Regions from separate parts of the Homo sapiens genome. Here all the other regions are linked to region 2. The links are chromatin contacts, found by Hi-C or POLR2A ChIA-PET in ENCODE. All regions are on one chromosome and are shown on one strand. Each heading gives the region's core, a stretch centred on a gene start or an enhancer-like site at or near the end of the contact. The rest is flanking DNA. Distances are from core to core; before and after follow the strand shown. Region 1 has its middle 39 kb from the start of TARS1-DT. Region 2 holds the start of NPR3 (natriuretic peptide receptor 3). Region 3 has its middle 83 kb from the start of LINC02160.

Region 1 (3,673 bases), core at 359-2,858, 690 kb after region 2:
GACTCACAAAGAGGCAGACTTAAAAGCAGCAGGTGTTCTCCTCCTGTCTAAGAAGTTTCTCCCAAAAATTAGGAGAATCAATGTGCTGTCAGAAGAATGATCCTTTCCAAAAGTGATATACTGAGAGACCCACATCCTTTAGAGGGACCCCTTACCTAGTCATAATGAAGTGGCCTTAACAAAAAAAAAAATCATGTCAGAACACACAACCCAATAGTATATACAGCTGAACAAGATGTACAGATAGGCACGGGGCATTGGAGAGATGAGGCAACAGATAAAAGAGAAAATAATGCTCATAAAGCCTTTGTCCATTATTTCTTCCACCTTTAACGCCCGGCTTCTTCTCTCACTACTATTTCCACTGTTCTATTTCTAACTTGTGCTTTAAGACCATCTTATATGAATTTCACTTCTCTGAAGCTTTCTCCAATCATCATCCTAGTTCAAACTTCTGTAGACATTTATGTGTAGAATAATCATAGATAAGAGAGAGAAAAATATAATCCAACAATCAGAATCCTAGTTATGCCACCCATCAGTAATGGAACCTTGGGCTAGTCATTTACTCTATCTGGGCCTCAGTTTTCTCCTCTGACAATGAAGATAGTATTAGTACCTACCTTGAACAATGATTAAACAGTCTATTAAAGTACTTGATACAGCCTGACATATGATAGGTGATACGGTTTGGCTCTGTGCCCCCACTCAAATCTCATCTCGAATTGTATTAATAATTCCCATGTGTCAGGGGAGGGACCAGGTGGGAGGTGATTGAATCAGGGGGGCAGTTTCCCTCATGCTGTTCTCATGAGAGTGAGTGAGTTCTCACAAAGGCTGATGATTTTAAAGTGTGGCACTTCCTCATTCTCACACGCACTCCCTCCTGTCACCTTGTGAAGAAGGTGCCTGCTTCCCTCTTGCCTTCTGCCATGATCGTAAGTTTCCTGAATCCTCCTAGCCATGCTTCCTGTTAAGCCTGCAGAACTGTGAGTCAATTAAACCTCTTTCCTTTATATTTACCCAGTCTCAGGTAGTATACTTTATAGCGGTGTGAGAATGGACTAATACATTAGGTGTTCAAGAAATATTAGTGATTATCATTATATTATTTTGTTATGTATTATTATCATTTATATATATATATATAACTGTTCACCTAAGGATTCTTAATTCACACTGAGAACCTCTTTTGTAGTTAGTTATTTACTCATCTTATATTTTCATTGGGATTTAAGTTCTTGAAGGTACATTGTTCCAAAATATCTTGTCTGTGGAAGTCAGAGAAATTTAAGGTATTCACAGCTTTAGTGTTAGTTGCTCTCTGGTCACAGAATTGCTAACCTCCCTAATAATGAAAGAACCCCTCTGAATGCAAGCCCAGCCATGCTGCTCTGCAGGGCTAGCTGAACCAGGCAGGACTCATGGTCTCTGTTTCCCTCAGCAATTAAGAAGGATCTAAATGAACATATCAATTCCCCAGCTTAGGAGATGGGGCCTAGGCAGGCCAGCCAGACAGACAACCTGGAGAGGAAGTATAGTTAAACAGGTGGTGACTAATATAACAAAACCTCCTTCCTGTAGCCTTAATAAAAACAGCAAACCCCAGACAGCCTGGATGCCTAGGTCCTGGGCAGCATTCAATTTAGGATGTTCTTTTCCCAGTGAGTCATAATTGCCCTGGTCCTGACACTTGTCACTAGAACAAGGCAAAATCGGTGTAATCACCAGAGCAATTGCTTCAGGAATACATTCTTTTAGTGATTTGGCTGGAGGAAGTTCAAAAATGCAAGTGATGGTTTTCAAATGTGGAGTGACCGGAGTTGCCTTAAGTACTGGGATTTCTAAATTTAAGGAAGAAAAGGGAGTAGAGAGGAGTTATAATTATCAACAAAAGGAAACCAAGTAATGAGAGACTCATCCCACTGTGGATAAAATCAGCTCTGATACTAACCATTGTTGGTCTGCATGAAAATATGAAAAAAATCATCAGATTCCCCAATCAAACAATTAATCATGGAGTTGGTCTGATAAAAAAACAAGAATTGGTGACCTATAAAACAATTGTCTAGGATAACACTCACCTTTTAAGATAAAGCCAGATGAAAAGATGACTAAGCAGGGGAATGAATCTTTGAGTGGTAGGATAGAGCTTAGAGCTCACGGCTGGTGATTTTATTTTCTTGCTGTTAATGTCATTACATTCCTTAAAGGTCCTATAGCCATCTGGATGAAATTAAAATGACAAACCAATATCATCGTCTTATTCCTGGACCACCAAATTTGTAGTTCCTGCTGCTAACGGTCCAATTTCCTTGTAGAGACCATCTAGTTAATTTCTTTGCTTTCTCTTGTTTTTTTTTTTTTTTTTTTTTGAGACAGAGTCTCGTTCTGTTGCCCAGGCTGGAGTGCAGTGGTGCGATCTCGGCTCACTGCAAGCTCTGCCTCCCAGGTTCATGCCACTCTCCTGCCTCAGCCCCCCAAGTAGCTGGGACTACAGGTGCCCGCCATCATGCCTGGCTAATTTTTTTTTTTGTATTTTTTTTAGTAGAGACGGGGCTTCACCGTGTTGGCCAGGATGGTCTCGATCTCCTGACCTTGTGATCCACCCGCCTCAGCCTCCCAAAGTGCTGGGATTGAAGGCATGAGCCACCGTGCCCAGCCTCTTTACTTTCTAAGAATTCCAAAATTATGTATCTTATACTAATTGGTTGACCACTATTCTAAAAAAAATAGGAGTAACTGCCTCTCCTCCCAAATACCAATGTCTTCCCAGAAGTGTGATTAGTACTTAAGAGAGGGAATAGGATAATAATTCATGTAAAACATTTATTATACTGTAATTAAAACCTAATAAATGCTAGCCATTGTTATTATACACGTATATGTTTCAGATATAATTACTTTATTAGCTTTATTACAGCTGATGTTCACACAAAAACAAGTATGCAAAACTTATCATATTGCATTATCTTTACAAAGTAAAACTAAACCTGACCCCAGGCTATCTCTGAACTAGAATGTTGCCTAATATATTGCAGGTGCTCCAAAAGAAGGTGCTAAATAAATAATTGAATGAATGATAGCTGGACAACAAGCACAAAGAAAGCTATAAATCCCAATCCTAGCAGAATTGAAAGCAGATGCTGTAGAGGCAGATTAGAGAAAACAAGAGAATCTCAAAGACTTGATAGTTTCTTTGAGACATTTGACAAAGTTAAGAATGGGATAAGGTGAATGCTAAAGAAAATAGAAAGGCAACTAGAGTTTCCTACACTCAGGGTGGGCAAATTATGACCTGCTGACTCAATCCAGCCGACTGCCTACTTTTGTAAATAAAGTTTTATTGGAGCACAGCCATGTTCATTCATTCATATATTGTCTCTGGCTGCTTTCACACCACAGTAGCAATGTTGAAAAGGAACTGCAACAGAGACCATATTGTCTACGAAACCTAAAATATTCACTATCTGACTATTATAGAAACATTCTGCCAAACCCTGTCCTATGTAAACAGAAGGCTGTACAAGAAATAAGCCATTATCATAACAGATTGCATGGATCTCTTGTGTAGCAAGGTAAACAATATTTACATTGCTATAATATAGACACTGTTTTCTAATTTTATATATTTAGAACCAGTTTATAGCTAAAACACAAAGTTCTTAATAAT
Region 2 (3,611 bases), core at 882-3,381:
CATATCGCCATTGGCTGGTGTTCCGCAGACACAGGGCATACCGCAGAGTAATAGGAAACACTGGTTCCTACCACTGTGGCCAGTGGTAGGACTGGGTCTCCGAGGCAGGACCTTTCTTGGAGTCTCGGAACCCCAGCACAGTGCCTGGCAACCAGTTTCGAAATCCATTAAGACCCTTGGAATTCATGATTTAGTTCTTGTTTTGTTGTTGTTCTTTTTCTTTTTTTTTTTTTTTAATCTGTGCTGCCATAAACGCCTGCCCTTCTGCAAATTCAGGAAAGATTTAATTGCTGTGGAGCACTAAATCTCAATTTCCAGTGTGTGTGGATTACCCTGTTTGTGGAATTAAATTTTATACAGATGTCTCTTTTGCTCCTGGTTAGTGGCTCTAATTAAATAAATGGAAATTCTCGCAGGAATTAGAAGCTCCTACTTAACAGTGAAGATTTCGGGATCACAGTGCATAATCTGAATATAAATGACCCAGAAGCTGAAACATTACCCATAATCACATTGACGGTTCCAGAAAGAGCGATAAGGAGAGTGCTGTTAAGGGAGGCGAGCGCTGACGCCAGAAGTTGCCATATCCCCAGAAACCCCAGTTTGCCTTTTCACCGTCGCAAGTGAGAACCAGAGCGCGTTAAAGGCCTCGGAGTAAAAAACGCAGCGTCTGGGACTGCGGCACCCGGGTTGAGTCGGGTGCAAGTTTCTGCCGAAAGAGGGCGTCGGTCTGAGACTAAAAGAAATTTGTGGACACGGACGCCTAGTCAAATGAAAGACCATTTTAACACATTTTCAATGTATTTAAATGTGCGGGACTTAATTGTCAGAATTCTCCCGCCCAGTGTAGCCCGTTCACATTGCAAATGACTTGGCTGCAGTAGGCACAGAAGGTCCAGTTCCATTTTGACCCGCCCCGCCGCGCGGCGGACTCCCGCGATGCTCCTCTGGTCACGGACTTCTCCAGAGCCGCTTCCCTCCGGTCTCCACCGCTGCTGTGGCTATGGCCAGTGGGAGGACTGGGTCTCCGAGGCAGGACCTTTCTTGGAGTCGCGGAACCCCAGCACAGTGCCTCGAGCGCTCCAGAGAAGGAGCGGTTGGATCTTTGAGCACTCAGGTTGGAGGGGAGCGTGTGTCGTACCCGGGGGACCTACCGGGAACGTTTTGGGAAAGACAGTCCCTTTATTTAGGTACCTGGTTTAGCAAACAAAGCCCCGAGGACGCTTTGGGGATGCTTTCCAAGCTTTGTGACACCTCCAGAAGTTGAACCATTCCCTCGCCTTTGGGAGCAACAAGTTTCACTTTCCTGCTCTCAGTGCGCTGACAGAGGGTCCGTGAGCTGGGACACTGTGACCTCGGCACCGCTGCGATTCCAGCGCAAACCTGCGTGGCCCAGGGGGAGGGGGCTGGCGCGGGGCTGAGGAAGGCGGGGTGTAGGTGACGCCCGGGCCAGCCGGGCACACCAGGTCCGCGATGGAGCCATCTGCACTGGGACCTTGGTCCTTGTTCCCTGACCTTGCGCCGAGGGACCAGGAAGGTCAGGTGCTCGCCCCGCGTCGGTGCTTCAGGAGGGAATGTGGCCAGAACGAGAAAGGTGAGAGCAAGCGGCACCTAAGGATTTTTGCACCGAAACCACAATTTCTAGAACCATCCCTTTCCCCCAGTCCTGGTTTTTTTTTTTTTTTGCACGGTGTGTGTGTGTATATGTGTGTGTGTGTGTGTGTGTGTATGTGTGCGTGCGCGCGCGCATTTCTCTACTTTAAAGCACGTTTCCTTTTTTGAAGCCAGGAGCTGGAGAGCGTGGAAAGGGAGAGGCGGTGATCGCACAGGCACGCGGCGTGGTGGGGGCTCTTGCCGGTGCAGACGTGGGCGATTTCAGCTTTAAGGAAAAGGCAGAGGGCCTGCGGGGAGTGGTGGTTAGGGACAGGGGCGCGATGGGTAGTGAAGGGGTGCAGGGAGGAGCCCTGATGTAAGAATGTTAATGAGAGACTCCCCCAGCCCAGCCCCCACATCTCCCCACCCCCACCCACCCCACCCGCTGGAAACACAAGCCCGGCCTCGGCGCGCCATGTGTGGTAACACGCTCAGCCGCTGCCACGCTATTTAAACGCGGGCTATGGATCCAGGAACCGGCGCGAATCAATGAGATCAAATGCGAGGGAGATGCACCGTCAATTACAAACACTTGGACAAGTCTAACTTTTTTTTTCTTCTACAAAAACGCTTTCAAAAGCAACCTTAGCAACGCCCAAATAAGAAGCCACCTCTAAGCAAAATAGTATATGTATAAACGGAGGGCGAATATATACAAGTATATATATATGTATATTACAGACGCACAGGTTTACACCCGGTGAACTTTTTCTTTTTCTTTTTCTTTTTTTTTTAAGAAAAACTAGTGACATTGCAGAGAAGGACGCTTCCTCTCTATCTTTTGGCGCATTAGTGAAGGGGGTATTCTATTTTGTTAAAGCGCCCAAGGGGGCGCAGGGACCTTGGAGAGAAGAGTGGGGAGGAAAGAGGAAGGGTGGGTGGGGGGCAGAGGGCGAGTCGGCGGCGGCGAGGGCAAGCTCTTTCTTGCGGCACGATGCCGTCTCTGCTGGTGCTCACTTTCTCCCCGTGCGTACTACTCGGCTGGGCGTTGCTGGCCGGCGGCACCGGTGGCGGTGGCGTTGGCGGCGGCGGCGGTGGCGCGGGCATAGGCGGCGGACGCCAGGAGAGAGAGGCGCTGCCGCCACAGAAGATCGAGGTGCTGGTGTTACTGCCCCAGGATGACTCGTACTTGTTTTCACTCACCCGGGTGCGGCCGGCCATCGAGTATGCTCTGCGCAGCGTGGAGGGCAACGGGACTGGGAGGCGGCTTCTGCCGCCGGGCACTCGCTTCCAGGTGGCTTACGAGGATTCAGACTGTGGGAACCGTGCGCTCTTCAGCTTGGTGGACCGCGTGGCGGCGGCGCGGGGCGCCAAGCCAGACCTTATCCTGGGGCCAGTGTGCGAGTATGCAGCAGCGCCAGTGGCCCGGCTTGCATCGCACTGGGACCTGCCCATGCTGTCGGCTGGGGCGCTGGCCGCTGGCTTCCAGCACAAGGACTCTGAGTACTCGCACCTCACGCGCGTGGCGCCCGCCTACGCCAAGATGGGCGAGATGATGCTCGCCCTGTTCCGCCACCACCACTGGAGCCGCGCTGCACTGGTCTACAGCGACGACAAGCTGGAGCGGAACTGCTACTTCACCCTCGAGGGGGTCCACGAGGTCTTCCAGGAGGAGGGTTTGCACACGTCCATCTACAGTTTCGACGAGACCAAAGACTTGGATCTGGAAGACATCGTGCGCAATATCCAGGCCAGTGAGAGAGGTGAGCAGGGGCGCGTCCCGGGCCCCGGGCCCTAACCCAACCGCTCTCCGCGGCTCTCCCTGCACACTCGTCCACTCTGCAGACCCCACTCCCCACTGCGGCGCTGAGGTCGGGTGCGCGCGGGCACTCGTTCAGGTATGCGCCGTGTGGCTGCGACAACCTTTGACGACCGCCCATCGCGGTGTACGTAGAGGGTCCCAGGGAGGTGAAGGGGTTGGAGGAGAGGGCGTCTGTAGCTCCTGCGTGCCCAGGTCC
Region 3 (4,060 bases), core at 1,561-4,060, 600 kb after region 2:
TCATTTTGCTGTTTAAGAGCATTGAGAAACCATCCTCCAAATACGGTTTTTCTCCAGACTTAACAGAAAGCATATCTTTAGAAACCAAGAGGGAAAAATTAGGATTGTGGTAGATATACAGATAATTCAGCAAAAATATCCAGATGAAAAGTATTGCTCAAAAAATCTTTCCCCATTCCACCTAAGCCTCCCTTGCCCTTAGCAATGTGTCTTAACTTTAATGCACTAACATAAGCTAAATAACACAATGACTGAATCACAATGATTCATCCTAAGTGCATGGACATGTATCTAGAATAGCATGATTACATTTATTCTAGTCAAATAATTTGAGATCAGAAAACTAAAAGGGAGAGCAAGTTCAAATGCTGATGAGTAGGATGAAAAGCAGAAGACACAAAAAGAAAAGGTTTTTTTTTTTTTTGAGACTGAGTCTTGCTCTGTTGCCCAGGCTGGAGTGCAGTGGCGCCATCTTGGCTCACTGCAAGCTCCGCCTCCCGGGTTCACGACATTCTCCTGCCTCAGCCTCCCTAGTAGCTGGGACTATAGGCGCCCGCCACGACACCTGGCTAATTTTTTGTATTTTTAGTAGAGACGGAGTTTCACCGTGTTAGCCAGGATGGTCTCGATCTCCTGACCTCATGATCCACCGGCCTCGGCCTCTCAAAGTGCTGGGATTACAGGTGTGAGTCATCGCACCCGGCCGAGAAAAGTTTTTATCCTGAGCTTTGATTGAGAGATATTTTTTCCCAAATCAGATTTTTCCTCCTCTGTATATTTGTGCTTCATTCTTAAACTGTCCTGAATGGTCTTTTGAGACATGTTTGTTCTCATAGTTCACAATGTTAACCAAGCATACTTCTTTGCAAATGCTGTTCCTTCTGGAAAATGCTCACTCTCTTCAACACCCCACTCCTGCCACTCCCCCAAATACCCACAAATCTAGCTGTCTTACTTGTTCAAAGCTCTGCTGAAACATCGTCTTATCAGATAGGTCTTTCCTGACCAGTTTATCCAAATAATAGTTCCACCCCATCACTCTCTTTCTCTCTGACCTTAATTTTTCCCAGAAGCATTTATTACCCATGACATATTATGTATTTTTATTTGTCTGTTTCTAACTAATTAAGTCCCCATGAAATCAGAGACTATGGCTATTTAGTTCCTAATAGCCTATACCAGTTTCGATAAATGACGAATATGCAAAAAGCATTCGTTCTTGGCTGAAGATAGGCAACGGATACAATGGACAAAGGATTCTGTACTTTGGGTTGCAAAGTAACTACAAGACATGTGATTTATTTTATCTTTAACACATTCACACCTAAATCTACATATCCAAATTTGTATTGTCCTGTTGAAGGTCTTCCTCTTTGGTATCTATTCACTTACTCTCGTTAAGCTGCCATTACTTACAATTTCTTGGAGTTCCATTTCATTATTGACATCAGCTCAAATTATTTTGAGTAGCCTCAGCTGTAGCAAATATAGATGAATCTAATTTTCTTAAATAACCCCAAATCACTCAGAATAAGGAATGGCAAGTGGAGTGAATAAGCAGGCTGAGTGATACCAGTTGTGGTCAAATATTAAGGATGACTATAAGGTAGTAAGAGCTCAGTTATTCAGAAACTGGACTAAAGAGAATCACCCACACAAAATGAGTCACCAGTGTTTTTGCACAGGGGCCAAATCATCACAATAAATGCACCATCTTCAAGTCAGCACTCTGAGAGAAAACTGCCATTTTGATGCAAAAATTCTAATCATAGCTTTAAAACTCAGGTCATTACCTCCAGTTCATATAGGAGTCTCAGATTTTTTTCTCTAAAGAGTTCAATGGGAGTTTAAAATAAATAGTTTACACAAATTTCAAATCCTTGAACTCTTAGAGGACATATTTTTAAATGTACATCCTCACATTGTGTTTTCAATTTATAAGACATTATTTTCCTTTTCCTAGAAGCCTAAAGCCATGTCAGGAGACTCATGATTAGGTACTGCAGTGAGAACTATCAGAGGAGAACATGTCCAACAAAATGATCTCTCGTGTTTATAGAAATTCACAGTTTACACAGGAACTAATAAAATGAACAAAAAGGAAGGTTTCCTGACCCAATAAGGTTTCTGGGAAATATCAGCACTTTGTATGAACCAAGCCAAAATGAGGCATTTCAGCCAGTCACAAATGCACACCATGTTTACCACAAATCTGAGACAAAGCTTAGAATAGCTTGAAACTTGAAAAGTACATTAGGTAATATATATAAAATTCTTGGCTGGGTTGTTAAATACATCATGGAAACATGAAGATCCAGTAATGTTTCTAGGAAGTAGACTCATGGGATTAAGAGATCACCTGGTCTTTCTTCCTCAAATTTACCACCAAACATAAACATGCCCCTTGCGGGTAGACAGGCCCCCTTGAAGTTAACTCCCATCAAAGAGATACTTTATAAAACAGGCCTTTTGGAGCTTGAGGTAGGCCAGATAATGCCCCAACAAAGATATCAAATTGTAATTTCTAGAACCTGTAAATGTTATCTGTTAAGTGTTAAATTAAATAAGCAGGAGGCCATTAGCCAGAGGCTCTCTCCATACTTTGAGTTCCTACATAACAAACTATAACCTAACTCAGTAGTAAACAAACCAGAACCTAATTCAGAGTATATTTTGTAACAAATAGCCATTTTATCCAATCACAAACAGCGAAGCTTCAGCCAATCACAGGTAGCCAACAAATTAGACCATATCCGTTAACGCAAATGCCTCATCACACCATGCCCAAATAAGGCAAACATCTAGCTAAAGCCAATCAGGTGATTTCTTCACTTTGGTCCCATGTTAAGCCTATAAAAGCTTCCTGCTCACACAGATGGGTGGAGCTCTTTGAACCTCTGCCAATTCTGAGAAGTGCCCAATTCATGAATCACTATTTGCTCAAATAAACTGCATTACATTTGTCTGAAGATTTTCTTTTAACATGAAGCAAAAGGGATTTTGCAGGTGTGGTTATGTTGAGGATCTTCAGATGGTAAGATTATCTAGGTGGGCCTTAAATGCAATCACATGTATCCTTACAAGAGTGAGCAGAAGGAGATTTAACAAAGAGACACACAGAAGGGAACATATGTTTTCATTCCTCTTCAGTACATACATAGGAGGAGATTCCTGATTGTTTAACATTTTTTGGAACTGCCAAACTGTATTCCAAAGTGACTGTACTATTTTACATTCCCATCAACAGTATATGAAAGTTCTAATTTCTCTAAATTCTCACCAACACTTATTATGATGTGTCATTTTTTCATTATAACCATCTACTGAGTATGTATTATGGTTTTTATTTGCATTTCCCTGCTGGCTAATCATGTTGACCATCTTTTCATGAGCTCATTGGCATTTCTCTATCTTTGGAGAAATGTCTATTCAGATCCTTTGCCCATTTTTATTTGAATTATTTGTCTTTTTATTATTGAGTTGTAAGAATCCTTTATATATTCTACATTCAAGTCCCTTAGCAGATACATAGTTTGCAAATATCTCCTTCCTTTCTGTGTGTCATCATTTCACTTTTTTAAAGAACAAAAGCTTTTAATTACGATGAAGTTGAATTTATTTTCTTCTAAGAGTTTTATAGCTCTTATATTTAGGTTTATTATCTACTTTGAGTTAATTTTTGTGTGTGGTATAAGGTATTAAGAGTATGAAAAGACAAGCAACAGATGGGGAAACAATATTTCTGAATAAAATTTCTAAAAAAAAAAAAACTTGTATCTAGAATATACAAAAAACTCACAAAACTCAGGTATAAGAAAATAATCTAAGTTTTAAAAATAGCAAAAAAAAAATTTGAACAGACACTTCACCAAAAAAGTAATAGGGATGGCAAATATGAATATGAAAAAAAGTTCACCATCAATGATCATTGAGGAAATGTAAAAAAAAGGCTGCAATAAGTGTCATTATTTACTTATTATAATAACTACAATTTAAAAAATCTGGCAATACCAACTGTTGGCAAGAATAAGAAACAAAAACAATATTCCCATTGGTAATG

The links. Hi-C counts contacts between places; a loop is a spot of excess contacts on that map. ChIA-PET counts read pairs that join two places held with the same protein, here RNA polymerase II (POLR2A). Pooled maps may share reads with other maps.
Region 1: a loop to region 2 is called in a map of transverse colon, with 4 times the contacts of the local background. The contact joins the enhancer-like site here to the promoter of NPR3 in region 2. A Hi-C loop is called at or near these places in 5 of 168 maps with a recorded cell type or tissue (GM12878, heart left ventricle, posterior vena cava and 2 more) and 5 of 50 pooled maps. POLR2A ChIA-PET finds 5 or more read pairs at or near these places in 1 of 52 experiments (H1).
Region 3: a loop to region 2 is called in a pooled map of right cardiac atrium, with 2.8 times the contacts of the local background. The contact joins the enhancer-like site here to the promoter of NPR3 in region 2. A Hi-C loop is called at or near these places in 29 of 168 maps with a recorded cell type or tissue (A673, Caco-2, Calu3 and 20 more), 12 of 37 single-sample maps with no recorded cell type and 38 of 50 pooled maps. POLR2A ChIA-PET finds 5 or more read pairs at or near these places in 2 of 52 experiments (AG04449 and AG04450).

The regions. Positions count from the first base shown.
Region 1 is chr5:33,400,048-33,403,720 of GRCh38, forward strand. No RefSeq gene overlaps it. Among named protein-coding and RNA genes, the nearest start is that of TARS1-DT, 39 kb to the right of the region's middle. RefSeq lists a silencer at 1,396-1,690. Within about 2 kb of position 1,609, at least 3 of the 41 ENCODE cell types and tissues checked have a DNase peak (open chromatin) inside an H3K27ac peak, as active enhancers do.
Region 2 is chr5:32,709,190-32,712,800 of GRCh38, forward strand. It overlaps NPR3 (natriuretic peptide receptor 3), which reads left to right and starts at 2,132. Exons shown (of 8, transcript NM_001204375.2): 1 at 2,132-3,356. The coding sequence starts at 2,588. RefSeq lists an enhancer at 2,493-3,218 and a silencer at 3,094-3,388.
Region 3 is chr5:33,310,486-33,314,545 of GRCh38, forward strand. No RefSeq gene overlaps it. Among named protein-coding and RNA genes, the nearest start is that of LINC02160, 83 kb to the left of the region's middle. RefSeq lists an enhancer at 1,389-2,588. Within about 2 kb of position 2,811, at least 4 of the 41 ENCODE cell types and tissues checked have a DNase peak (open chromatin) inside an H3K27ac peak, as active enhancers do; they include PC-3, PC-9 and mammary epithelial cell, where a contact is called at or near this core.